2 separate regions of the Mus musculus genome follow, and region 1 is linked to region 2. The links are chromatin loops, found by intact Hi-C in ENCODE. Cell type or tissue: left cerebral cortex. All regions are shown on one strand. Each heading gives the region's core, and the rest is flanking DNA. Links, peaks and the distances in the headings are about the cores only. Region 1 holds the start of Rac1 (Rac family small GTPase 1). Region 2 holds the start of Daglb (diacylglycerol lipase, beta).

Region 1 (16,542 bases), core at 5,540-13,539, 62 kb before region 2:
GTAGAGCCCCTGTGAGAAGGGCTCACTAGGGAGAAGCTAGGGAATAATTCAGTGACAGAGACACACATGCACCATGACACCTGTGTGTCTGTGAACATGCACATATATTTTTGGTTTATTAAGACAGAGTCTCACTATGTAACTTTGGGTGGTCTTGAACTTGATGTGTAGACTCAGCTGGCCTTGAACTCACAGAGATCTACCAGCCTCGGTCTCTCAAATACTGGAATTAAAGATGTGAACCAGTACATCCATCTTAAAAATTAGTTGTTGTTGTTTTGTTTTTGTTGTTGTTTTGTTTTTTGTTGTTTTTTGTTTGTTTGTTTTGTTTTGTTTTTTGAGACAGGGTTTCTCTGTGTAGCCCTGGCTGTCCTGGAACTCCCTCTGTAGACCAGGCTGGCCTCGAACTCAGAGATCTGCCTGCCTCTGCCTCCCGAGTGCTGGGATTAAAGCCACACCTGGCTCAAAAAATTAGTTTTGAATGCATAGTAAAGTGGGGGAAAAAATCTACAGTGAGACACCTCGACTTGAAACCCACCATCTTGCCATTTTAAAAAGGATTTAGACTAGGGGTAGAGAGATGGCTCAGTGGTTAGGAGCACTTCTCTCTCTCTCTCTCTCTCTCTCTCTCTCTCTCTCTCTCTCTCTCTCTCTTTCTCTCTCAGATTTATTCATTTATTATATGTAAGTACACTGTAGCTGTCTTCAGACACACCAAAAGAGGGTGTCAGATCTCGTTACAGATGGTTGTGGGCCACCATGTGGTTGCTGGGACTTGAACACAGGACCTTTGCAAGAGCAGTCAGTGCTCTTAACCACTGAGCCATCTCTCCAGCCCCACTTCTTTCTCTTGCAGAGAACACAGGTTCAGTTCCCAGCACCTCTGTAGTAGCTAAGGACAATCTGTAACTTCAGTTCCAGGGACTTCAATGTCTTCTGGCTCTGTAGGCATTAAGCATGCACCAGGTACATACATTGCCCACATATACATGTGTAGGGAAAAACACATATACATACAATAAAAACAAATCTTTAAAATAAAACATAATAAAATTACTTAGGCCTTGTCATTTTATATGGGAGACAGTGGGGTGGAATCCCGTGCTGTCACCAGCCTGGTTCCTGCATGTCACTGATCTCTGGAACACTCCTGAGTCACCAAGCCTTTTTGATCATCTGTGCAAAATGAGGAGCATGAACCTTGTGCTCTCCATTCAATTACAGGCTCAAGAGGGCCATAAAGATGGGGGAAGAGTGAACTGGGCAAGGTATACTCACCTTTAATCCCGGGGCTGGAGAAGCAGAGGCAGGAGGATCATTGTGAGTTCCAGGTCAGTCTAATCCACATAGAGAAACTCTACCCACTCCGGCAAATATGGGGGCAGTTGGAGAGATGTCTACGTGATTAAGGCTACTGCTCTTGCAAAGGACCCAGGTTAGGTTTCCAGAACAAATATGGGGTGGGGGAGGGTGACATCAAGTCATCCAGGGATCCAATGCCTTTTCTGTTCTCTGAGGTCACCTGTACTTGCTGTACATACATACATACATACATACATACATACATACATAAAATTTAAGCTAGGGTCCCCAACTCACTATGTAGCTGAGGTTGCCCCCCCTTTTTTTTTCCTTTGTTTTGTTTTTTTCGAGACAGGGTTTCTCTGTGTAGCCCTGGCTGTCCTGGAACTCACTCTGTAGACCAGACTGGCCTCGAACTCAGAAATCAGCCTGCCTCTGCCTCCCAAGTGCTGGGATGAAAGGCGTGCGCCACCACTGCCCGGCTAAATTAAAAATAAATATGTAAAAAAAATAGGAGTAAGCTATGATTAGATCAGTAAGCAATGCTTTGATGTATGTGTGTTCGCATGTGTGGGCATGTGTGTGTGTGTGTGTGTGTGTGTATGGAGGCCAGAGTTGACACTGGGTAACCTCTTTACTTTCTTTCTACCTTTGGGGGGGGGAATGGAGGGGGGAAGGAGTGTATTGGTTTTTCAAGACAAGGTTTCTCTGTGCAGCCTTGACTGTCCTGGAACTCACTCTGTAGACCAGGCTGGCCTCAAACTCAGAGCTCCGTCTGCCTCTGCCTCCAGAGTGCTGGGATTAAAAGAGTGCATTACCTCTGCCCTGCTAAGCCCTTTCCTTCCTGAGCCATCTCTCTAGCCCCTATTATTTGACAACTGTGCTATGCTAGCTGTACTATGTGTATGATGCATTTTTATATATGGGTGCGTTTGTGTTTCTGAATGCTGGGAAGAAACAGGAAACCAAAAAGTAGGTAATAGCCTCCGCTGTGAGTGAGTATTTATAAATTATCCAGAGTGTAGTATTTTGTTATAGCAGCAGAAACAGAGGTTAAGAGTGCTTACTGCTAGCCGGGTGTGGTGGTGCATGCCTTTAATCCCAGCACTCGGGAGGCAGAGGCAGGTGGATTTCTGAGTTTGAGGCCAGCCTGGTCTACAAAGTGAGTTCCAGGACAGCCAGGACTACACAGAGAAACCCTGTCTCAAAAAACCAAAAAAAAAAAAAAAAAAAGAAAAGAAAAAAAGAAAAGAAAAAAGAGTGTTTACTGCTCTTGCAGAGGACTGGGGTTGGCTCACAACCACCCAGCCATCCATAATTCCAGGTCCCAGGAATTATAATGACTTCCTCCTCCCCCCTCCCCTTCCCCCCTCCTCCTCTTCTTCTTCTTCTCCTCCTCCTCCTCCTCCTCCTCCTCCTCCTCCTCCTCCTCCTCCTTCTTCTTCTCCTTCTCCTTCTTCTTCCTCCTTCTTCTCCTTCTTCTTCTCCTCCTTCTCCTTCTCCTTCTCCTCCTCCTCCTCCTCCTCCTCCTCCTTCTTCTTCTTCTTCTTCTCCTACTACCACTACTACTATTACAAGTCTTCCTCTTCTTCTACAGCAGCCTTTAAAAATAGAGATTTTCTTTTATGTGCATGTTCTTCCTATATGCTATGTACCTGGACCACATGTGTGCCGAGTAGTGTGGAGGTTAGAAGAAGGCATCAGATTCCTGGACCTGGAATTGTGGATGGTTGTAAGCCACCACATGGGAGCTGAGAATCAAAGCCAGGTTCTCTGCAAGAGCAACAAATGCTCTTAACCGCTAAGCCATCTCTCCAGCTCTGTCCTCTTCTGACCTCTGTGGTCTCCTGCATGCATGTCGAGTGCACACATACATTCATGCACATAACCTGGCAACCAGAGATCAATTCCCACAGCCAGCATCCACAGGTAGATGCTGTAGCAAAGGTCTATGATATCACCACTCCTACACTCCTGTAGCAAAATTGGAGGTGGACACAGGTGAGTGGGTGAGTGACTGTGAAGCTCAGTGCTGCAGAAAGTACTGTGCTGAGCCGGGTGTGGTGGCGCACACCTTTAATCCCAGCACTTGGGAGGCAGAGGCAGGCAGATTTCTGAGTTCGAGGCCAGCCTGATCTACAAAGTGAGTTCCAGGACAGCCAGGGCTATACAGAGAAACCCTGTCTCAAAAAACAAAAAACAAAAACAAAAAAGAAAGAAAGAAAGTGCTGTGCCTTAAGGAGATAGAGGTTGACAGGTAACTGCAGAAGCCAGGTGTCATGGCGCACACCTTTGATCCCAGCACTCAGGAAGCAGAAACAGGAGATTTCTGAGTTCAAGGCCAGTCTGTCTGGTCTACAGAGTGAGTTCTAGGACAGCCAGGCCTATACACTGTCTCAAAAACAAAACAAACCAAAATTTTAAAACCTCCATGGACACACCACAGAACATGTATGTGCACTTTGCACAAAATAAATAAATAAGGTTAATTAATTAGTTTATTTGAGGGAAAAGGGTCATAGTGAGAAGATCAGAGAGACCCACCTCTCCCAAAGGGACCTATGTAGAAATTGAGTTCTGTGAGAAGGCTGTTAGATCACTGTTAACATTAATGAGGCACTCCATTATTACAAATTCTCATTTTAAAAAACACTTTTTACCGGGCAATGGTGGCACACTTGGGAGGCAGAGGCAGGCAGATTTCTGAGTTTGAGGCCAGCCTGGTCTACAGAGTGGGTTCCAGGACAGCCAGAACTATACAGAGTGTCTTAGTCAGGGTTTCTATTCCTCCATAAACATCATGACCAAGAAGCAAATTGGGGAGGAAAGGGTTTATTCAGCTTTCACTTCCACATTGCTGTTCATCACCAAAGGAAGTCAGGACTGGAACTCAAGCAGGTCAGGAAGCAGGAGCTGATGCAGAGGCCACGGAGGGATGTTTCTTACTGGCTTGCTTCTCTTGGCTTGCTCAGCCTGCTCTCTTATAGAACCAAGATAACCAGCCCAGAGATGGTCCCACCCACAAGGGGCCTTTCCCCCTTGATCACTAATTGAGAAAATGCCTTACAGTTGGATCTCATGGAGGCATTTCCTCAACTGAAGCTCCATTCACTGTGATAACTCCAGCTGTGTCAAGTTGACACAAAACTAGCCAGTACACAGAGAAACCCTGTCTTGAAAAACAAACAAACAAACAAACAAACAAACAAACAAAAACCAAAAACCAAAAAGAAACCCTAACTTTTTTTTCCGTTTTTCTTTGTGTGCCCATGTGTTTGCTGGTACCCATAGAGTCCAGGAAAGGGCATCAGAGCCACAGTTATGGGTGGTTGCAAGCCACCAGAAGTGAGTGTGGGGAGGGACTCTTACTCCTGTCCTCTGTAAGAAGAGTGCCTGCTCTTAACCCCCAAACCATCTTCCAGTTGTATAAATCTTTATTTTAAGGATTCTTTTAAAAGAAAATGTATATGTGACGTGCTAGGCATGGTGGTGCAAGTCTGTGATCCAAGCACTCAGGAGGCAGAGCTGGCGGATCTCTGAGTTCAATGCCAGGCCTAGTCTCTATGGCAAGTTCCAGACTACCCAAAGCTACATAGTCAACAAATAAACAAAAAACTCCTCTCTCTCTCTCTCTCTCTTTCTCTCTCTCTCTCTTTCAGACAGGGTTTCACTATGTAGCCCTGGTTGGCTTAGAACTCTTCATGTAGACCAGGCTGGTTTAATTCACAGACATCCACCTGCCTCTGCTTCTAAAGTGCTGGGACTAAAGGCGTGTGCCATCACACAGTGCTAATTTTTAAAAGTTACATTTGTGTGTGTGTGCACTGAGGCACCTGCCGTGCAGGGAGCAGGCACTCAGGACTCAGAGGACAACAGAGAGGAATAGGTTCTTTCTTTCTTTCACTACACTGCTCCTGGGGATGGAGCACGGGCTGCCAGGCTCGACAGTAGATACTTCTTGCCTTGATAAGCCATCTCACCAGCCTTCCCAGATTTGTATTCTATAACACTGGGGTGGGGGGCAGTACAGAGAAGGCCATCCCCTCCTGTCTCCCTCTTAATGTCACCATTGTCACGGCCTGTCAGCGGAACCCCGTGGTCAATAACAGTGCTGGTTTGTTCATTTGAAGGAAGTAGCCATGGGCACAGACTGTCTGTGGGCTGTGGCAGTTTCCCTGTCGTCTTGTGGGCTCCCTCCTGGTCCTCCTGCGGGAGCTCAAGTTTCTTTCTGTCTTTCATAACTCTTTTTTTGTTTTGTTTTGTTTTATTTCCTTCTCCTAGAAGAGCATATGCTCCAGACGTTTCCTTAAGGCCTGGTATCTGGGAGGTAATCCTTTCTGAGAACTTATTTATCAGAAGACATTCTTACTTTATGCAACTGATCAAGGATTTTTGGCCATGTGAGGAATTCTAGCTTAAGCATAATTTTTCTAAAATGTTTTCATTTATTTTTGTTTGCTTTTTTTGAGACAAGGTCTCACCATGTAGACCAGGCTGGCTTCAAGCTCACAGAGATCTGCATGTCTCTACCTCTCTACCTTCTAAGTGCTGGGAGCTGGGATTCAAAGTACAGTATGAACCACCATGGCCAGCCTAAATAGCCGTTTTTTTTTTTTTTTTTCTTTTCTTTTCTTTTTTTTTTTTTTTTTTTTTTTGGTTTTTCGAGACAGGACTTCTCTGTGTAGCCCTGGCTGTCCTGGAACTCACTTTGTAGACCAGGCTGGCCTCGAACTCAGAAATCCGCCTGCCTCTGCCTCACAAGTGCTGGGATTAAAGGCTGCGCCACCACCACCCAGCTTTTTAATTAATTAATTAATTGTTTTGGTTCCTTTTTTAAAAATGTACTCATTAAAACACTTTTATTTTACATTTTATTTTGTGTGGATGTCTGATGAAGACATGTACCCCAATGTGTGTGTGTGTGTGTGTGTAAACCAAACAATAACTTAAGAGTGTCAATTCTGTCTTTCTATTCTGTAAGTCCTAAGGATTGAACTCAGTACCTCAGGCTTGATAGCAAATGCCTTTGTCTACTGAGCCATCTCACAGGCCCAATTTGTGTGCATACAAAGACTCAGAGGACAGAGTTCTCTCCATCCACCTTTACCTGGGTTGCAAGGAGGGCACTCGAGCTACCAAACTTGCATCGCTGGACGGCAAGCACCTTTACTTCTTGAGCCGTCGTCCTGAAGGCGTTGTCCCTCAAATGGAACTGCTGAGAAACCCAAAGCCATTCTAAATTCCTGTCTCTTTAAGACTTTGTTTTCTCTTTGGAAGCCAGAAGGGTCTTATGTGTTCACATGGTTCTGAAGTTTTACAAGTTTGTACAGTGCAGTGGGGCAGATTTCCTTCCCTGTGGGCATTATCTATCTGTAAATGGTTTATCCTCCAGGTCTGGGAAATTCTCGTGGAATAGTTCCACAGATGCTTCCCTTAAATTTTTTGTTTTGTTTCTATTTTTTGTTTGTTTGTTTTATTTTTTTACTGTTAGGATATTAGGATGGCTGGAATTCCTGGTCTGGTTTCTTTTCTTTAAAAAAATATTTTAGATTTTGTGTCTGTGCTCACGTGCACACACGTGAATGAATGCAGGTGTCTCAGGGGGCCAAAGGTGTTGGATCGCTCTGGAGCTGGAATTACAGGTGGCTGTAAGCCATGTGATTCAGGTGCTGGGAACCTAACTCCAGTCTACTGGAAGAGCAGCTTGGCCTCTTAAGCTCCAGGAGGAGGGAACTTGCCAGGCAAGTGTGAGGAACAGAGCTCCAATCCAGAAACTAGTATACTAGGAGGGTACGGTGACTCACCTGTAACTCCGGAAGATAAAGATGGGATCTCCAGGGCAAGCTGGTTGGCTAGATTAACTGGAATTGGCCAGTTTTGTGTTCAATGAGAGATCTTACTTCAATATATATAAGGTGAACAGCAACTGAATACACCCAGTGTCAACCTTGGTCTTCTATACACATGTGCACCACACATGTGCCCACACATGAAAACATGCACACACACACACACCACAGATAACCAAAAATATCTTTAATGTTCTTGTCTTCTAATAGGCTACCTTATTTGTGAATGAATTATATGCTTACCCTATCATATCAGCAATCTTTAAAAGAATTCTTCTGACCTTTATCCTTCTGTTTATTATTTTAATGGTATGTATGTTTTTTTTTCCTTATATTTTTGTTTATTTAGTGCTCCCTCCCCACCCCCCACCCCTATTGAGAAAGTCTCATGGTAGGTCAGGTTAACGCTGGACGCTACATAGCCAGAGGTCAAACTTCAGATGTTTCTGCTACCTCCAGTCCAGAGCTGGGATTCCAGGTATGCACTACCTGATATATACCACATCTGTTTCATACCGTCGTGAGGTTCAATCCTAGGGTTTCATATCTGTATCTGCTCGGGGAAGCACTCTACCAATTGAGTTGCATATCCAGAGGTTGGACTTGAGGTTGATCCCCAGGATTCTACTGCTTCCGCCCACCAAGTGCTGGGATTACAGGTGAGCCACCAGGGCAGGCTGTGATGTGCTAGGGATGGAGCCCCAGGCTGTACATGCCGGCAAACATTCTGACTTGGCTACATCCCTAGCAGTTTCTTTTTTGAGACTGGATCTCACTGTGGCACGAGCTATACAGAATTTTCTAGCAGGATCTTACGCTACAGCATACTGTAGTTATCACATAACAAGGGGGCTCAGGAATCTCTCCATGGAGTTGGCACAAGTAGGTTGCGAGCGAACGGGACCCTACCACTGACCCGAACCCGTAACCCCAGGATTCAGAGGGCTTCCTAAACCTGGTCACAACCGGGACGCTTTAGCGTGCCAAGATGGCGGCCGCCCCGCCCCGCGGCCGCCGAGCCCGTTCTCCGGCTGGAGCCGACTGTTGCCGAGCTTTCCCGAAAGCCCGTGGAAGCCAGGAACGGCGCGGGCGGGCGCGCGGGCGGGCGGGAGCGGCCCCGCCCGGAGCCTGGGAGCTGCGTCGACGGCACCGAGGGGGAGGGGAGGCCGGATGTGAGTGGAGCGGCCATTTCCTGTTTCTCTGCAGTTTTCCCCAGCTTTGGGTGGTGGCTGCTGCTGCGCTTCGCCTTCCCGTGCGCTGAGGGCCCGGCGGCGTGGACAGCAGTCCCGGCACTCGGCGCCCCGCCGCCCGCAGCCTCGCCCAGCGCTTCCCGAGCCCGCCGCTTCGCGCCTCAGCCACCGGCCGCCGCCGCCGCCGCCGCGGCCCACCGAGCGGCCCAGATGCAGGCCATCAAGTGTGTGGTGGTGGGAGACGGGTGAGTGCACGGCCGCGCCTGGCGCTCCGGACCCGGTGCCGCGCGCAGCGCCATCGGGGGCCCCCGCAGGCCCGAAAAGCCTCGAGCTGGCGTAGAGCGCGCGCCCGGCCTTCTGGGGGGCGCGAGCCTCCCACCCTCCCGGGCCTGGTTCCGGATTCTGGTTGGGGGAGGGCCTGGGCGAGCCGGCCGGAGGGAAAAGTGAACTCCACCCTCCTGCCTTCTTCCCGGGCCGGACGCCGCCCGTCGCCCTACTCGACTTGGCACGTAGGCGAGGCTGGTTTGAAGAATTTTTCTTGAAACATTTTTAAAAAAAATTTTTGTCTTTTGAGAAAGGGACGTATAGTTTCTTCATTTACTCAGGGTACCCCCTCGCACCCCCCCCCCCGAGAACTGGGATAGGTAACGGCCTCCAAGTCGGCCGGCCCTGGTCGATGCATGTTTGCACCAGTCACTTGGGTGACCTGGAACTTGGGAAAGGGCTCGGTTGCTTCGACTTGACAGGGTGTTTATAAAAATATTCATTTTCACACTTACGCCGAGAAAGTTACTGGGATGCTAGCTGAAGGAGTGTGATGAAGACTGTCCATTGAACGAAGTGTGGTTATTAAAAACAAACAAACCTTCTCTGAAGGCATTAGATATGGATGTAGCAGATCCAGCTCCCTGTGACTCGAGGCAATTCTTTTCGTGATTGACCGTGATGGTTTCAGGCCCTTGAGGGAGACAAGACTGGTCTTATGCAGTCCGTCCCGTTCCCCCCACCCCTTCGGTAGAAACAAGAATCTCAGTGTAATCGGAGCAAAATCGCGCGTCTCAGCGTAGCTTGTGTAGGTTCGTGTTAACGAGGAAGCTTGGAGATTTACCACCCGTTTCCTCAAACGCAGAGTGCAACTGGTCCACTTTCTAGTTCAGTCGAGTACGTTGCCAAACTTGCTTAATGCCTTCCACACTTGCAGTGAGCACTCGCCGCCCATGGGTTTATGAGCCCGTGGATTTATGAGCGATTGTTCAGCGTATTTACAGAACTCTACATTAGACTTTGGGATCGTCCCTGTAACTAAGTCAGCCAGACGGTCAGAGAACTTTATTTTTCTGCTAACATGTCTGTCTGTGGGATTTGTCTCGGAGACAGGAAGTCTCATGGATACGGTTCAATGTATTTAACGACACACTGGAATTTCATTGAGTAGGAATGTCAATGGTGCTTTCCTTTCACCTCCTAAAAGAAAGCTTTGTCACTTGGGGCACTTAGTTTGATAGTGAAGATGTTGTATTGTGGGGCCGGGGTCTTTTTGTGTAAATCCTAGTTTCTGACTGCCTTGGTCCCAACTCCATGATTCTCCTGTTAGGAGGACATGGACATAGGCGTTGGGCTTACAGGTATGAGCCACAGGTCTGCTTTAAGTGAAGGCAAGATGGCTGGGTCTGTCTGTCTGTCTCTCTTTTTGTATTGCGGTTGAACTATAACATAGCACCTTGCTGGGGAACGTTTAAAACTTACCTGAACTTTCCTTGAAAAGTTAAAAATGTTTCACCAGCAGTTTGTGGGCTGGGGAATACTACCACATTCCTAGTGTTTTAATAAGTTAAATTGCTCTGTCACCATCCTCTTTTCCTCCCAGAGCTTAGGGACCAAGGGGAGGAAGAGAGATTATAAGAGTCAGAGGTCAGGGACACCCAGCGGAAACAGTATTTTCTAGATTCCACTTGTGAACTCAGCAGCAGCTGTATAAGATCCTAGCCCAGGGCAGAGAGGGCCTAGGCTGAGTCGAGATGGGCCCTTGATGCTTCTAGGGGTGAGCCAGTCAGTGTTCTCTATGGATGTGGTCCTTGAGGGAAACTAGCCCCAGTGTGAGGCCTCACACTGTTGAGTCTATGGATGGGCAGCACAGATTGGACTAGGTGAGTTTTTAGGGCTGGGGTGGAGTTGGAAGGAAGTAGGGATGACTATGAAAAAGTACATTGAAAGACATCTCAAGACAATTACTTTTTAAAAAGGTAAATTGCTGCTGATCCAAACCCAAACCTTAGTGCTTGGGAATTCCTAAGACCTGACATGCACATGCAGCAGGTATGCCAGCACTCATTCTGTAACCCCCACCCCCAGCTGGGCCTCAGGGCCTTAGGTTTCCTGGCACGTCTGAACAGCTGAGATACGTCTTAGCCTGTTGCTGGCTTTAAAAAGAAAATCTAGTAAAAACGTGTAGAATGCCTCCTGTAGGGTTCATTTGGATTGCCACACCTTTCTTTTTCTCCCTACATTTTTTAATGTGTATGGGTGTTTTTGTGTGTATGTCCGTGCCGTATGTTGATGCCAGCAGAGGATCTCCTGAGACTGGAGTTACTGAGATCGGTGAACCATTAGGTTGTGATAGGAGTGGAACCCAGGCCCTCTGGAAGAATGACCAGTGCTCTGAACTGCTGAGCCATCTCCAGCCCTCAGTACCCTTTTAACCTACGGAGTAATCCTCAGCATATCATTTCTTCCTCAAGAGAGATGCCTCAAGGGAAAGTTAAACAAGCCTAAATGAGATGCTGAGTATGAAGAGGCTCTTGAGTGCCCGGTCCTTGTGGAGCGCTGAGCGAGTGCTGGTTACCGTTGTTGCTGTGCTTTTCTCTTCTCCTTTTCCTTTTCTTTGAGTCCAGTGCCTATTCTCCTGAGCCGTTCCCACTTGCTTCTCGCCTCACTACCGTTGTTGGGGTTTGTTTGTTTTCACTATGAGGGTCAGTGAAGAATGTTAGACATAAAAATGCAGTTCCTGGCCATGGAGTTTTCAGTCTTGTTCTAAACAGTGTATTGTGGTGTGTGTGTTTCTGTGTGTCTCTGTGTGTGTGTGTCTGTGTGCGTGTGTGTGTGTGTGTTCTCTGTGTGTGTGTGTGTGTGTGTGTCTGTGTGTGTTCTCTGTGTGTGTGTGTCTGTGTGTGTTCTCTGTGTGTGTCTGTGTGTGTGTGTGTGTGTGTGTGAAGGCACGCATCACCATGGCAAGCTTGTGAAGGTCAGAGGACCTGCAGGAGCAGGCTCTCGTCTTCCTTCAAGTGGATCCCAGGGATTGAACTTAGTCAGTCAGGCGTACCCTAACCTGCCTAGCCATCTTTCTACCCCAGTGTGCCTTTGTTTTTTAACAGAGTCTCACCTGTATATCTCTAGCTGGCTTATCTCTGCCTCTTGAACACTGGGATCAAAGGTGTGCATCACCATTTAACTGTATTTAAGGAAAACATAGTGATTGTTTTGCCTGTGTGAATATCTGCACCACATTTGTGTCTGGTGTCCACAGAGACCAGAAGACAGGGCATTGGATCCCTGGAACTGGAGTTAGGTATGGTTATGAACCACTGTGTGGGTGCTGGGAATTGAACCTGGGTCCTCCACTCTTTTGTTTTGGTTTGGTTTTTGGTTTTCCAAGACAGGGTTCCTCTGCCCTGGCTGTCCTGGAACTCACTTTGTAGACCAGGCTGGCCTCGAACTCAGAAATTCGCCTGCCTCTGCCTCCTGAGTGCTGGGATTAAAGGCGAGTGCCACCACGCCCGGCTGGGTCCTCCGCTCTTAACCATTGAACATCTCTCCAGACGCTGTATTTTTTTGTTCTGTACTTGACATTGATATTGTTGGGGCTAAGTGCCAAGAGAAGTGTACACATACCACAAGATTCGAGATTTGCATTCTGAAGGGCAATGCATAGTAAAACACTGGTTAAGAACAGTGGTTCCTAATTGTGGGTCATAATCCACTTGGGATCGAATATTAGATATTTTGCATAGTGATTTTTAACGGTAGCAAAATTACAATTAGGAAGTAGCAACGAAAATGATTTTATGGCTGGGGATCCACCATACCATGAAGAGCTGGATTCAAGGGTCACAGCATTAGGAAGGTTGAGAACCACCGTGTAGAGGTGTACATACATGGCTTTTCATGCCAATAATATTTTTCTGCTATTTAACAAATAAACTATATGCCTGAGGTATAGTTGGAATGCCTTTTATTCTGAAAAATTGAAAGCTGGCAAGCCTAATATCACATATAGTTATGAAATTTTACAGGGTTAAAAGCCGAGTGATGACAGATTGATTGAGGTCACACAAATTGCAAACTTTACCATTTAAAGTTCTTCTGAGGGATTACAGTTACAAAGTCTATTATGACCATGTTAGATTAATCGGCCTGTATTCTTGTGGTGGGGTAGTCCCTGTTCAGTAGTTAATTGACAGTGGATATAGAATCTGAGAGAGTTAAACAGAACCCATGTGTTTATCTTGGTGATGGTGTGGCATGTGCAGAGCCAGTGCCCCCCTTCCCCCCCCCCAGCCACCTCTCCCACCTTTTTTCTTTGTTCTGGTACTGTGAACTGAACCTAGGGCTTCACATTTGGTAGGTAAGTGTTATACTATTTTATTAAATCCCTACCCAGCCCCGGCCTCTAACTATTCTCCTGCCTTCACCCCTGAGTGCTGGCTGGCATCGCAGAGATGTGACATCACAACTAACTCAGTGGTTTTTAATACTATTGGTTTAGTTTTGATTGACCAGAAGGCTAACAAGCAAGTGTCTTGAAGTTTACTTCTTGTCTGTGTGTAGACTTGGGCTGGTAGTCTGACCAGTAGTGTGTCTAGCTTAGACACTGCTGTCCAGGAATTTTGTTGGTCAGCCTCCTGTGATGTCGTCCTTACAGGAATGAACACGAACAGTGATGGCATGGCCCATACATTGCCCAAGCTCTTCATGACTTATGTTTGACCTGTTACGCAAGGACTTGAATTCTACTCTGGCTTCCAAATTTAGATTTTATTATTATATTATTTTATATGCATGGGTGTTTTGCCTGCATATATGTCTGTGCACCAAGTTCCTGGTGCCCTTGGAAGCCAGAAGAGTTTTGGATCCCTTGGAATTGGAGTTACAGACTGTTGTGAGCCACCATGTAGGTGTTGGGAATTAAACCTGAGTTCTCCAAAACAAGTGCTACAGCCATTCTCTTAAGAGATGGAGCATCTCTCCAGCCCCTCTCTTTCATATCTCTTACACCTTCTTCCTCTCTATCTCTCTTTCTCTCTCTCTCTCTGTAAGTGGTTCTACATATGGAATCACTTATATATGACATAAATGTGTATCTTATCTCTCTCTACACACATACACATATCTTTCCACCCCTTCTGTGTGTGTGTGTGTGTATGTATGTATGTACGTAAAATAACTTTTGTATTTTAGCTCGATTGTCACTTGACAGTCCATAGTGATGTGTGTAGTGTCTTCAGCCTTCAGTGTCTGAGCAGCTTTGCACAGTCTCTAAGGGTGGCAGTGACTACACGTTGGTTATGATGGACCTGGTTCGTAAACTTGAGACTTTTGAATTGCTTTGTCTTTTCCTGATACTGAACTACTCTTACTGATTCATCTATTTTTCTGAACACACTCTTTCTTTCTATACCTTCTAGCTCAGAAATTAGGGTATTTCAGGTACTCAAGAAGCATGAGGAGGACACGTGTGTGGTTTGGGGAGTGCACTCACATATGTCTACATGGAGGCAAAGGCATTTTCAGTCATTCTCCGCTTCGTTTTTTAATTATTTTAAAATTTTTGTGTGTATTTTTAATGCGTGGGTGTCATGTTTATGAATGCCCACAGAGGTCAGGAGAGGGCGTTAAATATTCTTAAGCCAGAGTTACAGGTGGTTGTGAGCAGTGTGATTTGGGAGCTGGGAGCTAAACTTGAGTCTTCTGGAAGAGCAACAAGCTGTCTTAACTTCTGAGCCATCTCTTCAGCTCCCACATTATTTTTTGAAACAAGGTCTCATGTAGCTCAGGGTCGCTTTCAAACTCCCAGTGTACCCAAGGCTAGACCTGAACTCTGGATTGTAAGAGCTAGACAGGCATGCATCACCATACCTGCCCTTGAGATTGACTTGTTGTTTGGATCTTGGGAATTTAGATAATAATAATTGCCTGTTCAGCATTTGATTTGCAGCTGCCAATGGATGAGTCCGGTTTGTCTATCTTAGGAACAGCTTTTTTTTTTTTTTTTTTTCCTTCGAGACAGGATTTCTCTGTGTAGCCCTGGCTGTCCTGGAACTCACTTTGTAGACCAGGCTGGCCTTGAACTCAGAAATTCGCCTGCTTCTGCCTCCCTAGTGCTGGGATTAAAGGCATGCGCCACCACCGCCTGGCTAGGAACAGCTTTATTTATTTATTTATTTATTTATTTATTTATTTATTATATGTAAGTACACTGTAGCTGTCTTCAGACACACCAGAGGAGGGAGTCAGATCTCATTACGGATGGTTGTGAGCCACAATGTGGTTGCTGGGATTTGAACTCTGGACCTTTGGGAAGAGCAGTCAGGTGCTCTTACCCACTGAGCCATCTCACCAGCCTGGAACAGTTTTTCTTACAAGGCCATGTGCAGAGTTTTTTAAAATTCTTTTTTAGATATATACCCCATCCTTTGATGCTGGGGTTGGAATTCAGGATTGTGTATGCTAGGCAAGCTCTCTCTGCCACTCTGCTATAGCTGATACATATATAAAATTTTTGGACAGGGTTTTGCTATGTAGTTCATGCAGGACTGAAACTTGAAGAAAGGCTTCTCTCCTCAAGATTTCCAAGCTGTGATTACACACCCCATTTTCTTACCTACCTTTCAGTTTTTCATGTGTATATAAAGGAGTGTATGTGTGTGCACACACACAGATGCCTGCAGAAGAGAGTTGCAAGCATTGTGAGCCCTCTGATGTGGATGCTGTGGGTCAGACTGCAGAAGCAGCAAGTGCTCCTGGACACCGAGCCATCGCGCCAGCTTCCCTATGTATGGGAGTTTGTTTTGTTTTTGAGACAGGGTTTCTCTGTGTAGCCCTGGCTGTCCTGGAACTCACCTTGTAGGCAGACTGGCACCTGCCTCTGCCTCGTGAGTGCTGGGATTAAAGGCCAGTGCCGTCCCCACCCTGATCTTTATGTGTTTTAATGTGAGGAAATTGTCAGTGCTTATAGGTTACTGACGTTTGTGTTTGAAGGTTTGGCTTGTAGGTTTCAGAAAGTAAGAATAAAGCTGGTCAAAGCAGAGAGACATTAAGTACAAAGTTCTCTCAACAGGAAAGGGAGGACTTCAGTGGGACCGGAAATCACTGGCAGCCTTCATTCTTGGTCCTTTCTCCAGGACAGGGCAGGAAGTGCAGATAGGTTAAAAAATAGTAATGTCATGTGCTAGGGGAAGAGCCAGTGGAGAGTGGACAGGACTTTCTTCCATAGACCCAGGCTCATTGCCTAGAGTTTAAAAATTAATAATAGGAGGTTGAACTGAACACTTAAATATACAAATTTAGAAAATTCCAAAGCAAATACTCTTCCAGAAATTCTGTTGTGTGTCAGTCGTGGCTGTGACTAAATATGTCTTCCTTCTCCATGTGGCCATAATCTTGACGTTACTTCCCGTAGTTCAGATGTTGACTTTGGCCTCTAGAACACACAAGGAATCAGTAAGGACACTAAGAGAAGGGTGATAGCCCTTCTGTTTATGCTGATCCTTGCTTAAGTGAAGAATTGAGGGTAGAACATAGAGACGGGCTCACCCACAGCCCAGGCTGGCCGTACACAGCCCAGGCTGGCCGCAACTTGCTGTGACTTCCCACCCTGGGTAGCTTTATTTGGTGTTGGGGATCCAACCCAGGATTTGCTGCATCACCAACCTATAGCCATGGATTTTTGTTTTGCTTTTTTTCTTTTTGTTTGTTTTTTAAAAAAATATTTATTTATTTATTTATTTATTTATTTAATATATGTAAGTATACTGTAGCTATCTTCAGACACTTTTTTCTTCTCTCTCTGGCCCTGCTTGCTCTGGCCCAAAGATTTATTTATATATGTAAGTAAGTATACTGTCGCTGTCTTCAGACACCCCAGAAGAGGGCATCAGATCTCATTAGGGATGGTTGTGAGCCACCATGTGGTTGCTGGGAGTTGA
Region 2 (16,542 bases), core at 3,637-11,636:
GGAAACTCTGGTTTGGAAAAACAAGAGCGGGGAGGAGGGGAAGAGAGGGGGGAGAGTGAGAGTGAGAAGAGAGGGGAGACAGACAGACAGACAGACAGAGTGAAGGCTGGGAAGCAGGGCATAAGCTTCACACTCCTAGCGTAGATTCACTGTGGCTCTAACTAGGGAGGAAGGACTACATAATCACAGCCCAAACTGGAATACTTCTAAGAAGCAAGAGAGGCACACTGGGTGTAATTATACTGGAGGAACCGTATAGCTGGAGAGGACTGTCCCAGGCAGAAGTAGTCGTCACCCGGGTTCTCTCAGCCAGGAAGAAGTGTCCCATTGTCCACCTGACTGAACACGCAGTACTACTAAATACTTTAATACCCACCATTCCTTAATCCTCGCAAACTGTGGACAAGAGATTATCTCATTTTACAAACAGAGGGTCAGAGAGCTCTAGACTTGTGTGTGTGCGTGTGTCTGTGTGTGTGGAGTGTGGTGTGTACGTAGTATGTATGGTGTGTATATTCTGTGTGTGTGTGTGAAGTGTGGTATATATGGTGTGCGGTGTGTATGTGGTAAGTCTGTGTATGAGGTGTGTGGTGTGTGGTTTGTGTGTGGTGAGTCTGTGTGTATGTGGTGTGGTATATATATGGTGTGTGGTATGTGGTGTGTGTGGTGTGGGGTGCATATGTAGTGTGTGGTTTGTGTGTGGTGAGTCGGTGTGTATGTGGTGTGTGGTGTATATGGTAAGTCTGTGTGTGGAGTGTGGTGTGTGTTTGTGGTGAGGCTGTGTGCACGTGGCACTACCAAGGCTCCTGCTTGGCCTTTATATGGTAATTGATTTTTACACTTTTATTTACATTTATTTATTGTGTGTGAGCACATGTGTGCCATGACACACAAGAGGAGGTCAGAGGACACCCGCAGGAGTCAGTTTTTCCTTCTACTGTGTGGGATCACACTCAGGTCACCCGGCTTGGCGAGCAGAACCTGGCTAAGCCATCTGGCTGGCTGGCACAGAGCTCTCACCCTCTCTGAGGAACGAAGGAAGCCTGCTACTAAGTGACAGTGGCAGAGGCCCTAGAAAACAGGAACCAGACCTCCGCTGCACTGGAAAGATGCCAAATATGGACACAGTTTAACACAGTCAGCAGCATCTGTGATTGGGGCTCCTCACACAAAGCTCTAACACAACAGTCACTAAATACGGACAAAGAAACAGAGATGGAGTGTGTCTAAACAAGTCCCCAGAGATTAAACGAGGCATTGAAAGACCCTCCATCTACCTAGAAAAACACCGTTTTAAACTCCTTGACAATTTCGTATACATATGTGGTACATTTTGGTCACCACCCTTCCCTGCCCCTCCCGGTCCCTCTGGAGCCCCTTCTTCCTGAGAAGTCCCTCTTACTCTCGAATCTTTGTCTTGGCTTTGCTTTTTGGTGACTCACTGAGTTTGATTAGGGTGACTGCCTGAGCACAGGCTGGGAGCTCTTCACTGGAACACGGGCAACTTACCAGTGGCTACATCACTGAAGAAAAATGACTCCCCTCCCTCAGCACCACGGCCTGCCAGTAGCCCCTGAGCTAAAGCTGGGGTCTTGTGAGTCCCTCCCCAACCCACGATGTAATACTAACGGCCTTATCAGGTTCAGGTCTTAGAAAAACACATTTTTTTTTTTTTTAAAGACAAAGTTTCACTCTGCAGACCAGACTGGCCTTGAACTCACAGAGATCTGCCTGCCTCTGCCTCCTGAGTGCTGGGACTAAAGTTATGCGCCACCATGCCTGGGTAGAAAAACACTTTTCTTTCCATATTTTTTTCCCCCCTCAATCTCAATTTGATGACCCTGACCTTCAGAGACACTGTTGCACTGGGCTATCCTCAAGAAAGACTTCCTTTGAAAAAAAAAAACAAAAAACAAAAGAAAAAGAAACATTTCCTAAAATGACCTCCTTAGGTCCCTCAGCACGTGGGACATGCAGAAAAGCATCAAAGAGAAGGTCTCCCAGACACGGCAGACGGCAGGCCCCATGGAAAGGGCTCTGTCACAGCGCCTTGAACTGCCTGGGAAGTGGACCGTCCCCATCTACCCCCAATAGGAGGGCTTCATGGAGCCTTCTGAAATCAAACACGGAGACAAATGCCTGTGATCCTAGCCCTGGCTCAAGAAGCTGAAACAGGAAAATCACCGAGTCTGGCCAGCCTGGGCTACACAGTAATACCCTGTAAAGGCAAAGACAAGACCACAACGAAAGTGACATTGTCTCAACTACATCACATATATCTGTGACTGCGAGGAAGAATCCCTGTGCTCGTCTATCCACAGCCACACTACAAGCACTGCTGAGTGTATATGCCAACTGTAGGTGAGACCTGATTGCTATGTGTGTGTTATCACACTGGCCGACCCAAAGGCTTGGCTGATTCCCATGCAAAGACAGAGCTGTTCATTCATTCCCACTTCGTAATGAGACAGTATGCTTATATTCATATCTTTATGTGTGGCTGAGGCTAAATTAAAAAATGTATTCTGTTATTGTTCAGGCTTTCTGCCTATTTTTTCCACTGATCTGGGTTGTTCCCTTATTTCTCACTGAAGCCCCGTACTCGGTCTGGTGGTGCATGCCTGTAATCCCTGTGCTTGGGAGGCAAAGACAAGAGAGCAGCCCACAGTAGTCCCCAGCCAGTTAGGGCTATGATGCAGACTTCATCTCAGAAAGAGGAGACATGGGGCTCTGGCTCTGTTGGGAGGGGATTGCCGCTCAAGCACGAGGCCCTGGGTTCAATCCCTATTGATGCCAAAGCAAATAAAAGAAGTTTTAAAGGGCTATGAACGTAGGGATTTGTCTTTTTCTCAATCCTACAACCCCAACCCACATACTTATCTTTTAAATTTTCTTCTTCACTAAAATTTGTATGTGTGTATATATGTACACACACACATATATATTGTTGTTGTTTTTTTTTCGAGACAGGGTTTCTCTGTATAGCCCTGGCTGTCCTGGAACTCACTCTGTAGACCAGGCTGGCCTCGAACTCAGAAATCCGCCTGCCTCTGCCTCCCGAGTGCTGGGATTAAAGGCGTGCGCCACCATGCATTGTGAGACAGGGTCTCACTGTGTAGTCCAGGATGGTCTGGAATTTGCTATTTAGACTGGGGTGGCCTCAAACTCAAGAGACTCACTTTCTTCTACCTCTCTGAGCACTAGCTTTAAAGCTGTAAGCCACTATGCCCAACATACAATACCCCTTTAAGAAGTTTTTTTCTTAAACATTTATTTGAGTGTGGTGGACATATGTACTGCCACATATCTGTGGAGGTCAAAGGACAATTCTGGAAATAGATTCTATCTTACTACATGGGTGTCAGGGCCTTCCAAGTGCTGGGATTAAATGTGTGTTCCACTACCACCCAGCTAAACAGCTTTCTCTGTGCAGTTCTGGAACTTGCTCAGTAGACCAAACTGGCCTTGAACTCAGAGATCCACCTGCCTCTTCCCAGCATTAGGCTGGGATCAAAGGCACGGTCACCATGCCTGGCTAACATGTTTTAAATTTCATTTTTATTCTTGTGTTTGTGCCTCCTCTCTGGGTGCACTGTGGCCAGTGAGGGCATTAGAGCCCAGGTAGTTCTGAACCTGTAGGTGGGGGCTAGAAACTCTTCTGTAAGAGCAATAAGCACTGAGCCATTCCTCCAGCCACCACCCCTCAAAAATACAGACAGACAGTCACAGGCAGGCAGGCAGACACACACAGAGACAGAGAGACACAGAAAGACAGACAGACACAGAGAGAGAGAGACAGGCAGACAGACAGATAGGTGCAGGCAGGCAGAAAGATGGGGAGGGACAGATGGATGGGCAGAGAGGCACACATAGGTCAGGGGAGTCAGTCTATGTGCACGTGTCATAACACACACATGGAGGTCAGAAGACAACCATTGGGAGTCAGTTCTTATCTCCTACGATGTGGAACCCAGAGATGGAACCTAGAGACAGAACTCTGGTCATCAGGCTTGGTAGCAAGTGCCTTCATCTGCGGAGCCGTTTAACGGCCCACAATGCTGTTTTTCAGACAGGCTCCGTGGTCTAAAGACTCAGGTAAGCTTTGAACCTGAGGTCCTCCCATCTTTGTCCCCTGAGAAGCTGTGATAACTAGGCCTGCACTGTCACGCTCCGTTTAATACGGTTTCTTAAGATACTGCTTTGGGTTCCAGTGAGAACGGCTCAAGTCCTAAGTAACAGAAAACCCAGTTCAAGCTGGATGGACTGGAAGGACCTGTATACCGGCTAACACTGGATTAGCAGGGGTAGGAAGACATCAGCTTCTCCAGGAGCACCTGTGTGCCTGCTCATCCTGGCCATGAGTGGAGACAGCCCCACCCAGAAGAAAACACAAAATATGCCTCGGTTTGTTGTTGGGAACTTAGGAGGAGGGATTAACATTGCCCTAGGAAAGGAATTCTGACAACACCCTACCTCAAATAAGGAGGAGAGTGATCCAGGAAGGCAGCCAATGACATCACCCTCTGGCTTACACACACACACACACACACACACACACACACACAGAGAGATAAGAAAAACGTTCCCACGTCCACTGTAGTGATAGGCTTTCAACTATGGAAACAGTGAGAAGCTGTGTGGGGCTGGGGAGGCGGCTCAGTGGGAAGGCGGCTCAGTGGGGAGGCGCACCTGCCACTTTCCAGGAGGACTCAAGTTAGGCTCTCAGCACCTGTGTGGTGTGGTTCACTACCACCTGTAATCTAGGTCCAGGCGATCCCAATCCAGAGCTCTCTCCTGACCACAGTAGGCACTCGGATGCACATATTCGTGTGCGCACGCACACATTTCAGAAGCCAAAACAAGACTACTGTACCGTACACAAATGGTAGCGCAGTATGGCTGTTAAGATACAGAGCGGGTTTCACACAGAAAGTGTGTCTCTTTACCTCTCATGCTGACACACACGATGGCCAACACGGTGCATATAATAACTGCCAGGAGAACAAGGAGGACTATCAGGTACGTGCTGAGCAAGACTCCACCGGGACAGTCCAGCCTCCTTCTGTGCGTGAGATACAACGTCAGACTGACAATCCACCTGTGCGCAGAGAAGAACGTGGGTTCATAAAACACGCTAGGAGGAAATACAGGGAGTTAATACTCTCCAATCAGGGTTAAGGTTCAAAAGAAGATGTAATCTGCATCAATAAAAAGTCTATCCAGAGGCAGACTGTTAACACACATGTGGCTTTCTGTTCTTAATCTGTATTTTCTGTGAGCCATGTACTGGGCATGGCACCAGAGAGGCAGAGGCAGAGGGCAGGAGGATCATAAATTAGAGGCTACACGAACCTGGGCTATAGATGAGTTCCAGGCCACCCTAAGCTGCACAAGGAGCCCCCACTTCAAATGCAAACAAGCTGGAGCTACTGCTCAGTGGGTAGTGTTTACCAGGCATGCAGGAGCCCTTAGGTTCAATGAATGCTACATTAAATGTTAAGTGCTACATTAAGTGTTAAGAGTGCTACATAAACTAAGTCCTGTAATCCCAGGACAGGGGAAGTGGAGACAGGAGGATGAGAACTTCGAGATCGTCCCACACCTCATAATGGGCTTTAAGGCAAGCAAGAGATGTAGGAGACCCTGTCAAAAATCGAAACCTAGACAAGCTAGGGTTCCCCAGGAAAACACCCACCGTGACTTAGAATCACGTGGTTGCTAAACGAACTTACACTTGCTGAATTAATATCAGGATTTGTATGTATGTGTGTGTACTTTAACGTTCAGTAAACACACATTGTAGCCAACTGTAATTCAAAACCAAGCAAGCAGGAAGCAAATTATGAAAATAACGTATCAGGGTAGATACAAATAAACACAAAAGGAGAAGTCCTATGGCCTCTTGACTGTATTTTGTAACTCGGCGGTGAACAACGATAGCATGAATCTCCAGAGGGAATGGAGCCACTGAATCCCCCTGGAGGGACTTCAGCAGCAAACAGACCCGCTTAGCAAGAACGTCCACCTTTTTAAAAAACTATATCTATTTATTTGAGGAAGACTATGCCATCCCACACCTTCGGAGGGAGGTCAGAGAGCAACTTAAAGGAGCCAGTTCTCCTCCTACCATGTGGGTCCCGGAGATAACAATTTAGGTCATCAGGCTTGGCGGCAAGCACCTTTACCCATCTGAGCTCCCCTGCTGCCCAAGATGGTCCAATTAAAGATTGACATTCCAAAGCCCTAAGAGGTGTCATCTGAGGTGGGGAGGATTTAACTCAAAGCCTAGCATACGTGAAGCCCGGGCTCAAGCACTAGAGGGGAAAAAATAAAGGTAAGATTGGTCTAGATAACTTTTCTGTCCCCGTACCACCCCTCCCCCCGCACCTCTTTTTTTTTTTTTTTTTTGAGGGAGGGTCTTGTGCAACTCCCCTATGACTCACTGTATATCCAAGGATGACTGTGAACCGCAGATGCTCTCCGCAGATGCTCTTACACCACCCCCTAGTCCTGGGATTTACAGGTGAGAGCCGCCACTATCAGTTCTGTGTGGTGCTGGGGATCCCGTGCACACAAGGGCCTCCTTCATGTTAGGTGAGTACTCTACCAAAAGGAACTGTTACACCTTCAGCCCCTAGATAACTTTTTCTGTCCAAACACCAGAGCTCCGTGTCAGGAGTTTCAGACTAAAAACGATCTGAGAAAAACCCGGCCTGTCTAGAAAGGGCTTTGCTGCTCCTATTCCTTTACCTCTTGAGAATGCTTTTTTTCTAAGAACGTTATTCCTCGTCGGCAGGCGTGCCAGGGGCTGACTTCACCCACCGGTGCCGTTTCCCACTGAGCCTAGCTGCATTTTGCAAAACCGGCCTATTATCCTGGTTTCTATGAATTGCTCCGAAATTGCTATTTCCCAGATTATTGTTTTGCATTGACAGGGACTTTGATACCCTCCCAGCAAGAAAAAGGACAGGTGTGATCCAAAGTTCCGGAGCCGCGGGCTTCAGGAAGGAGAGACCTGGGGGCTATGGTTTTTAGATGCTCACATTTCCCTCACGCTCTCGAGGCTAGGGCTCGGCGCTGCACCCTAGGGCTCGGCTCCTACCCTGCAGAGCTGAAGGTCCCGGACCCTGTCAAATACACAGAGCGACTGCCTCTATATCCTAGGTGCAGACAGATTGTGCTCCGGGGGCGCGGTTGCCCCTTAAGCACCAAGAAGGCACGACTTTTGTCGCCTTAACCAGCGCGCCTCCCACCCTCACGGCGGCCTCACTTACCACAGCACACGCAGGAACAGCTCAAAAGACCCGGGGAACACCAAGTCGTCGCTGGCTAGAGACCAGCGCCGGCCGAACAGCACCATCCCCGGCATGGCGCACCTCCCACCGCGCCGCCTAAGCCGCGCGCACCCTTCTGACTCCGCGCGTGTCTGGAGGGGGTCCCCAGCAGCGCCAAGGCGCAAGCCTACGTAAAGACCCGCGCATGCGCCTCCGGCCCGAGTCCGGAGCGCGCCCACAAGAGACGCGCACTTTGCTGTCTTTGCCTCCTTCCCAGGTCCCCTGACCCGGAAGTCAGCTGCTGGCTGTTAAGTGCCGGTCGGTGGCGTATGAAGTCCATTCCGGTGTGGTCATTTCTGTTTAATAGACTGAGGATTTAAAAAGATCTGGAGAGAATGCTCTCCCTAGAGAGCCGCGCCTATGAATAGTGAAGCTAGGACGTAGGTCTGGGTCTCTGAATCTTTCTAGCTTGGGATGACTTTACTGTACGCCTTTTAGCACCTCCATTCCTCTTCTCTCTCTCTCCACACACACCGTGCTTTATCCATCTTCATCCCTTCCCCTGCCTGGTCTCACTAATGCTAGTTCCCATTCTTCCCCACGGTCCCCCTGGTGACCGAGGAGAACCATCAGACCTGGTCTAAATTATGTCTAAGACTTGCAAGTCTGTGCTTCGGCGTAAAGTGCATGTTAATCCTTTCCAGAGACTTTTCTAGCGGAGTCTTACATCAAAAGCCTCTAATTAGTGTCTGTGTTCCCTCATCATCTACCTGCTGTACTCCCACACACATTTTAGCTCCCCAGATTTTTAGTGTCGGTGGTGTGCATGTGTGTGTGCGCGTGTTTTTGCATGTGTGGTGGGGCGCACGTATGTAGGTGCCTGTATACATGTGCTCATGCATGTGGGGGTCTGAGGATGTTATCAAGAACTGTACCCAGCTCTTCCACCTTGCTGAGGCAGGTTCTCTCAATCAAACACAAAGCTCGGTGAGCCGGCTGGTCCTGCGAGCCAGCTTGCTGCGGAGATCTTCTGATTTCCCCCGTACCAGGCTGTAATAACAGGTGTGCTACCACACCCATCCTGCACTTTCCTGAGTTTCTGGGAATCTGAACTTTAGTCCTCACACTAGTATAGCAAGTGCTTTAACTCCTGAGCCGTCTCCTTAGCCCTTTTCCTAACTCTGGTTTCTTTATGGTGCTTAATCACTCCCTGGCCCAAGTCTGCCTGCTGCCAGACAAGCTGATCAACAGAGATGGTGTCAGGCAAGGGGTTTAGTTTTAAGATCTGGACTTATAATTAGCTGAGAAGATGCGGGATTTGTGAAAATGTCCATCCTGAGGATGGGGATGTAACTAAGTTGGCAGAGTACTGTGCCTGGCATGCACAAAGCCTTGGTTTCCAATCCTAGCTACTGTGTAAACCAGAAGTGGTGGGACAGGTGTTGGGAGGTGGAGACAAAAGGGTTAGAAATTGAGGGTTGTTGAGATTTGGTGTTGTCATGCTAAATTCTACACCCACAGGTCTAGGTCTTCTACTTACAAATTTTTGTTGTGCAAACCTTGTTCCTTGATTTAAAACTACTGATTAAATAAAATTGGCTACAGTCAATTGCTGGAGGAATTAGAGGTAACCTAGGTTTGGAGTGACCTGGTTTTGGGGGAGGGAGGAAGAGGAAGAACAGGAAAGGGAGGGGGAAGTGAGGGGAAGAAGCTGCAAAGAGGAGAGAGGAGCCATGAGCACACAGTCAGAAGAAACAGCAAGAATCTGGGGTACACTGCTGGGAAGGTAGCCAGGCCAGTAGTTAAAAGAGTAGATTAGGGGTTACCTCCTAGTAATTGTCAAAGCCAAATAAAATAACTATAGTCTGAGTCTCATTTATTTGTAAGCTAGTTGGGGATAAGCTCAAATTGCTTGTACTACATTTTGACAAACCTGATACTGGGCATAGAACCAAACTATCTGAGACTCCCTCTCAGCACAAGGCCCAACTGCATGCTGGGACACAGCCCTAAACACAGTGGCTGGATTTCCAATGAACATTTCTTATTGGCATAGAGATCTGATCTGGGTATCACAGGCTTGGGAAACCAGGCCACCAAGCCCAACTCTCTCTCCCCCAGCCGCCCACACCTCATGTCTGGAGCCTACAATTGGTACGAACGCTGCCTTGCTGGCTGCAGCTAGGGCTCAAACCCTGGGCTAACCACACCAGGGCCTCAGTGCTGAGCTCGCACCATTCTTTTTCCAATAGGAAAATGTCCCTAACAGACAAGCATAGGAGACAGAACAACACCAGCTTGGGAGCACAAAAGCCATATACCTTAAAAAAAAAAAAATCAGAAACCACTACAGAGTCCTGAGTTGAACCAAAGGGAGACAAAGGCACAGAAAACTTGAGATTAGGTATTAGGGTTGGAAGTTGGCAGTTTGGGGAGAAAAAAAAAAAAAGACAGATAAAGATGATAAACACTATAAAGACTTTCTGGACTTTACGTAAGACTATTTTGAGCACTTCAAAAGGGATGAATCTAGAGAAAATTGACACCTTGCCAGTTATAATTATTGCATTGTTAAGCTTCACTCCTGTCCTAATAAGCATTTGGGTTTGCTGTGTCTTTTCAATAAACAGCGCCTTAGAAAAAAATTTACAAGCCTTAAAAAAAATTAAAATTTTTATAAAACAGAATGAAAGCAATGTCAAGGCACTAGAGGGGAGAATACTGAAAATTATAAATCAGAAGATGGAGACTGTTGTCTGAGAAACAGGAAAAGGATAAAATATGGAAGCAGAGTTTAGAAAGCAGTTTAGAGACATTTATGAACAATATTAAGGAGGATACTAATGTAATAAGGATAGGAAAAACAAACAGGAAAATTTAGAGAAATGTATAAGTAAAATTGAGGAGGAGATTAGAGTAATAAAGATACAAGAAAAGGAAAATAATAAAAGTTAGACGTTTTAGAAGAAAATTTACAAAAGATTATAAGTACAATTGAAGTATATACTAAGATAGGGACAGAGGAGCAGAGGCCAGTAGATACTGCATCACCTCGTAACAAGACTATGAGATAGCAGTCTATTGCTTTTTAAGAAAAGAAAAACCAAAATGATTTTCCTAGCCTTGATAAGGGAATTGGAAGGAGATGAAGAAATCTGCAGGGTTATCAAGAATTTGAATGACAACCTATAGAGGCACAGGATGTAAAAAGACTTAGGGGAAGCAATAATGAGCCGTGGCTTACATTCACCATATGTCCAACAGATACTCAGTAGCTGGGCCACAGAATCCTATGGTTCTCAATGGTTGGAGAGATTGGATGACAACCATGCTAGAGCCTGGCCCTCAATTACAATGGCTGACATGGTGGAAAGATGAAGTTTTGATTATGGAACATTGAAATAGGACTGGAGGCATTGATACCGTCAAGGTTCAGTTGCTAGGTGAAGGCCCGTATTCTGAATCAGGAGTACAGATTGCTCTTGAGGATGCTGTCCTAGAACCATGTCCTTCAATATCCTTACGTGCTTGGGACAAGGTTGAACAGAGGGAGAAACTGGATCATTTACAAAGATAACAGGGGGTTCAAATGAACCTTTCACAGACTTTTTACAAAGCCTAACCACAGCGCTAACTAGAGCAATATCAGATCCAAATGCTAGAGAAATCTTATTTGAATCTTTAGCATTTTAAAATGCTAATGATGAATGCAAAAGGGCTTATTAGATCATCAATAGCAAGGTCTGCACCTCTTTCTGAGTGGATTAAAACTACTGCAGGCATAGAAGCAAATGCTCACAATCCAATTGTGGTTGGGCAAACAATTAGAGGAAATAAAGAAAGACAAGATGCCCAGTGCTGTGGATGTCAAAGATCCCGTCATTCCCAAAGTGATGGTAACCAAACAATTCCTAAGGATAAATCCTTCTACAGTAGTCATTCTGGGAGAAAGTTCCCTGTGAAGTGTAGACGTGGAAGGACCGGGCATGCTGCTCATGAATGTAGGTCATTCAAGGATACACAAGACAATTTCTCAATTTCAGAAAACTAAGGGACTTTGCTCGAGGCCTGACCAAAAAAATAACATGAGCCATTGATTTCTTGTTATCTAAGGAAAGATATTTCTGAAAAACAATGAAAAGATTTATTGTCTGTAGTAGTCTGATAGTTGGAATGGAGCTGCTCAATACTCAATGAAACCACTTAACGAAAATTGAGTATTTCCTAAAGATAAAAGATTCTAAGGATACCAAGACGACAACAACAACAACAAAATAAAACAAAAACAAAAAACAAAAAAACAATCATAAAAAACCCCACCATACTTTGGCAGACTACTATAAATGATAAGAGACAAAAGGTAAACTTATAGTTAGATGGAATTGAGATTGAAAGATTAGTGGGGCAGATGTAGCTTTAATATCACAAGATTCCTGGAAACCAGTTTGGCTGCTTCAATGGGTATCTACTCCATTCCTAGGGACTGGAACATTGTCTCATGTACAACGAACTCTTAAATGGATTAAATGTATAGGACCAAAAGGTCAGGTTAAGGCCATGTGCCACGGATGTAGCCATGAATTTATGGGGACAAGACCTATTGCAACAATGGGAAACACAGATTAGCATTCCTCCAAGTTTAGAGACAAGTCATAAGGGAAGAGGTGTTTCTAATAAATTAAAGAATGTTATCAGGGACAGTTGCAGACTGTTCAGGCTATCCATAGACAGAATACAGCAGAAGCTATCTCTTCAACCTTGACTGAAGAAGCCACTGATGACAAAACACCAACAGGCTTACCACTAAGGTGGTTGACTGACCAACCTATTTGGATTGAGCAATGGCTTATGACAAAGGAAAACTTATAGGCACTAGAACAGTTAGTCCAGGAGCAGCTGGAGGCTCAGCACATAGAGGAGTCCACCAGCCCTTGGAACTCTCCTATATTTGTCATTAAAAAGAAATCTGGCAAATGGAGGATGTTAACAGATCTGAGAACAATTGATAAAACTATTCAGTCAATGGCTTCCTTGCAGCCTGGAAACCTATTTCCTTCCTTGTTACCTAAGAATGGCCTATCATAGTGACTGAGCTAAAGGATCGGGTTTTTTTCCCACAACCCCTTTACAAGAGCAAGATAGAGAACTGCCTTCATGGTTCCCACATTTAACCAACCAAAAGGTACCAACAGAAAGTCCTGCCACCTTACAACATCAGCCATTGGAAATAATCTGTAAGCAATTCCCTCAAGCCATAATTTACCATTATATGGATGATATTTTGCTGGGTGATTCTAATAGATACACCTCAGAACAAATGTTTGATGAAGATTAAAAAACAATTTTTTTTTTTTGCTTTGTTGAGGATTACAAATTGCTCCTGAAAAACAAAGAGGCAATTCTGTTAATTACCTAGAATATAAGATAAATCTGCAGGAAATTTGACTGCAAAAGGTGGAAATCAGGAGAGACCAGTTAAATACTCTTAATGATTTTCAAAAATTATGGGGAGATATCTGGCTTCAGCTTACAATTGGTTTGACCATTGAAGAGTTAAGTAATTTATTTCAAATTCTGCAAAGTCATAAAGAATTAAATAGTCCAAGAAGATTATCAGCTGAAGCTGAAAAGGAATTGGCTCTAATAAAAAAGAGATTACAAAATGATCATATAGATCGAATTGACCTAAAGATGGCCTGTGTTTTAGTTATCTTTCCTTCTATTCATTCTCCCAAGGAATTCTTATGCAGAGGGAAGATTATACCTTAGAGTCAATTTTTAAAAACTAATTGTTTTATTTATTTACATCCCAAGTGTTGCTCCTTTTCCGGTCCCCCCTCCCAGAGTTCTTCACCCTCCCTCCCCTTTGCCTCTGAAAGAGTGCTTCCCTACCCCCCCCAGGCACCTTCTTCCCTGGTGTATCAAGTCTCTATAGGATTAGGCACATCCTCTCCCACTGAGTCCAGACCAGGCAGTGCTCTACTACATATGTGCCTTAGGCTCAGACCAGCTCCCAGGAGGATCCAGATTAGTTGATATTGTTGGTCTAACTGTGGGGTTGCCCTTCCCTTCAGCTCCCTCAGTCCTTCCCCTAACTCTTCCATAGGGGTCCCTGACCTCAGTCTAATGGTTGGCTGTGAGTATCCCCATCTGTCTCAGTCAGCTGCTGGTAGAGCCTCTCAGAGCACACCCAAGATAGGTAGGTTCCTGTTTGCAAGCATAACATAGCATCAGCAATAGTGTCAAATTTGCTGCCTGCCCATGGGATGGATCCCAAGTTGGCCAGTCACTAGTCCGCCATTTTTTTTCAGTCTCTGCTCCATTTTTGTCCCTGCATTTCTTTTAGACAGAAACAATTCTGGGTCAAAAAATTTGAAGGTGGGTTGGTGTTCCCACCCCTCCACCGGGGACCTTGTCTAACTATTGGAGGAGGCTTCTTCAGGTTCTCCCCGGTTGCGCATGTTGGCTAAGGTCACCTCCAGTGAGTCCTGGGAGCCTCTCACATCCCAGGTCTCTAGGACTTTCTAGAGGTTTCCTTCACCCCCACTCCCCACCCCAGACAGCAGTATCATTCTACTCATTCTCCTGGTCCTCTAGGCTTCTCTCCTGTCTTCCCCCAAACCTGATCCTGCCCCCTTTCCCTTCCTTAGTAGCAATCTGCAGTAAAACCATCTGGCCCTGAGCAGAGAAGTAATTTCTTCTGTAAAAACTGGCCAAATTTTACCAAAACTTTACCAAACAGTGAAATCAACTTATATAAAGACATTTTGGGTTTGCAGCCTTTGAATGATGTGACAGGGCACTTCCACACATAAGTGTCCTGTGCTTGCTCTGGTCCCAGAGCAGTGACAAGCATGGACTGTCAGTGATGGTCTGCAGCAGGGCTTGTGGCAGCCAACTCCATGACGGACAGGTCTACTTTAACAAAGTATAATCAAGGGAGTACGTCACAATATCAGATGAATTATGTAAGAGCAAAATAGGAACAAACCAAAAGATGAAGATGAAAGAGCTGCCACAAACAAGGCAAGTGTTCCCCATAATGCACCTGCAGAGGCAAATGGTGGGGAGAGGGCAGATGATGCTAACATGAAGGGAAGCTGAGTATAGTATTTATTTCTCATTTTATACAACTCTGACTCTTTACAAAAATGGTTATAGTCGTGCCTGGAGAAATGTAACCCACAGCATTGGAAAGCAAATACTCTTTGTAGTTATTTAAAAGGGCCTTTTTCAAAATTATAATACAAAGGTCTATCCTCTATGAGCAATCCTCCACTGTGCATTATAACAAAAAGGCTTACTTTTAATACAAAGACTAAGTGTTTGGTAGTTAGGAGCCACTGGACTTGACAAATATCATCTTATAATTGTTCTTCACATCTTTTTTGCTCTTCGGATCTTCTGTGTCTTCACGATGCTCAGCAGCATGAAGCTCTTCTGCAGACTCCTCCTTCTCAGACTCAGACTGACTGAGTCATCTGGACTCTCAGCATCAGGGGAGTCGTCCTCATCGTCATCTCCAGCCACATCACCTTCTCCATCATGATCCTCTACCTCACTGAAGCTGAGTCCACAGTGCTGCCGGTAATGTCCTGACAGTTTGCTGTCCATGCTCTGCTGGTACTGAGATCCAGCGCTTCATTAATTTTTCTTGTTGTCTTCTTCTGTTAGGAAGTGAGATGTTGATTTGTGATCTCCTATAACAAGACAACCAGTGTGTTCTTTCTTTCCTGCACTCATAAGTCTCAAGAACTTTTGTTTTCTTTCTTCATTGCCTAAATCTTCTGCTTCCCAATTGCTAGATCCAAGATTGTCATCGGAGGAGGCTGAACGTTTCACCCCGTGCGGGTGAGACTCCCAGGCAGCACTCATCGTAGCTGGGACCCCATCGGGGATATGCCAAACACACTGGCAGTTCTCCTCAAACGTGACACCAGCAGCCTTCACCCAGCAGCAAGACCAAGCAGCGCCACTCCAGAACGCAGAGCCCCCTCCAGGCCTTCTCCCAGTTTACCTGATTTTGATTTAACTTTGGTAAGTGGTATCTGTCTAAAAGAAAATCATCCATTTCATCTAGATTTTCCAGTTTTATCGAATATAGGCTTTTATAATAAAATTGGATAACTTGAGCTGGAGAGATGGCTCAGTGGTTAAGAGCACTGACTGCTCTTCCAAAGGTCCTGAGTTCAATTCCCAGAACCACATGGTGGGTTCACAACCATCTATAGTGGGGCCTGATGCCTTCTTCTGGTCTGTCTGAAAATAGCTACAGTGTACTCATACACAAAATAAATAAATCTAAAAAAAAAAAGTAAAAAAAATCTGATAACTTTTTGAATTTCTTCAGTTCCTGTTATTATATATCCTTTTTCATTTCTGATTTTGTTAATTTGGATACTGTCTCCGTGCCCTTTAGATAGTTTGGGTAAGGGTTTATAGATCTTGTTGATTTTCTCAAAGAACCAGCTCTTGGTTCTGTTGATTCTTTGTTTCTAACTGGTTGATTGTTCTCTTTGTTTCCAATTGGTTGATTTCAGCTCTGAGTTTGACTATTTCCTATGTCTACTCCTCTTGAGTGTGTTTGCTTCTTTTTGTTCTAGAGGTTTCAGATGTGCTGTTAAGTTACTAGTATAGAATCCAATTCCTATATTAAGGCACTTAGTTCTATGAATTTTCCTCTTAACACTGCTTTTTTGTGTCTGAAAATTTTTAGTATGCTGTGCCTTCATTTTCATTGAATTCTAGAAAGTCTTTATAATTTCTTTATTTCTTCCCTGACTAAGTCATCATTGAGTAAAGAGTTGTTCAATTTCCGTAAGTGTGTGGGCTCTCCGTTGTTTTTGTTGTTATTGATGTCTAGCATTATAGTCCATGGTGATATGATAGGAGGATTATTTCAACCTTCTTGTATCTGTTGGGGCTTGTTTTGTGTCTGATTATATGGTCAATTTTGGAGAAGATTCCATGAGAAGGTATATCTTTTTGTTCTGGGTGAAATGTTCTGCAGATGTGTTAAATCCATTTGGTTCATAACTTCTGTTAGTTTTACTGTATCTCTGTTTAGTTTTTGTTCTAATGACCTGTCTGTTGGTGTGAGTTGGGTGTTGAGGTCTTCCACTATTATTGTGTGAGGTTCAACGTGTGTTTTGAGCTTTAGTAAAGTTTCTTTTATGAATGTGGATGCCCTTGCATTTGGAGCATAAATGTTCAGAATTGAGGTTTCATCTTGGTAGATTTTTTTCTTTGATGAGTATGATGTGTCCTT

What was found. Hi-C counts contacts between places; a loop is a spot of excess contacts. Peaks named below come from ENCODE experiments on the same cell type or tissue, not always from the same donor. Only the 100,000 strongest peaks of a DNase experiment are listed, where the experiment ranks them.
Region 1: a loop joins it to region 2, with 6 times the contacts of the local background. A loop is called at or near these places in 4 of 42 quality-filtered maps.

What each region holds. Positions count from the first base shown.
Region 1 is chr5:143,519,807-143,536,348 of GRCm38, reverse strand. It overlaps Rac1 (Rac family small GTPase 1), which reads left to right and starts at 8,356. Exons shown (of 6, transcript NM_009007.2): 1 at 8,356-8,586. The coding sequence starts at 8,552. In left cerebral cortex, for the core only: no CTCF peak of the experiment used is centred there; DNase peaks (open chromatin) are centred at 8,247, 8,615 and 9,381; H3K4me3 peaks cover 3,218 bases; H3K27ac peaks cover 1,987 bases.
Region 2 is chr5:143,455,509-143,472,050 of GRCm38, reverse strand. Daglb (diacylglycerol lipase, beta) reads right to left here and starts at 7,558. Exons shown (of 15, transcript NM_144915.3): 1 at 7,275-7,558; 2 at 4,947-5,098. The coding sequence starts at 7,369. It also overlaps the pseudogene Gm9497. In left cerebral cortex, for the core only: a CTCF peak has its summit at 7,929; DNase peaks (open chromatin) are centred at 6,620, 6,790 and 7,479; H3K4me3 peaks cover 2,076 bases; H3K27ac peaks cover 1,338 bases.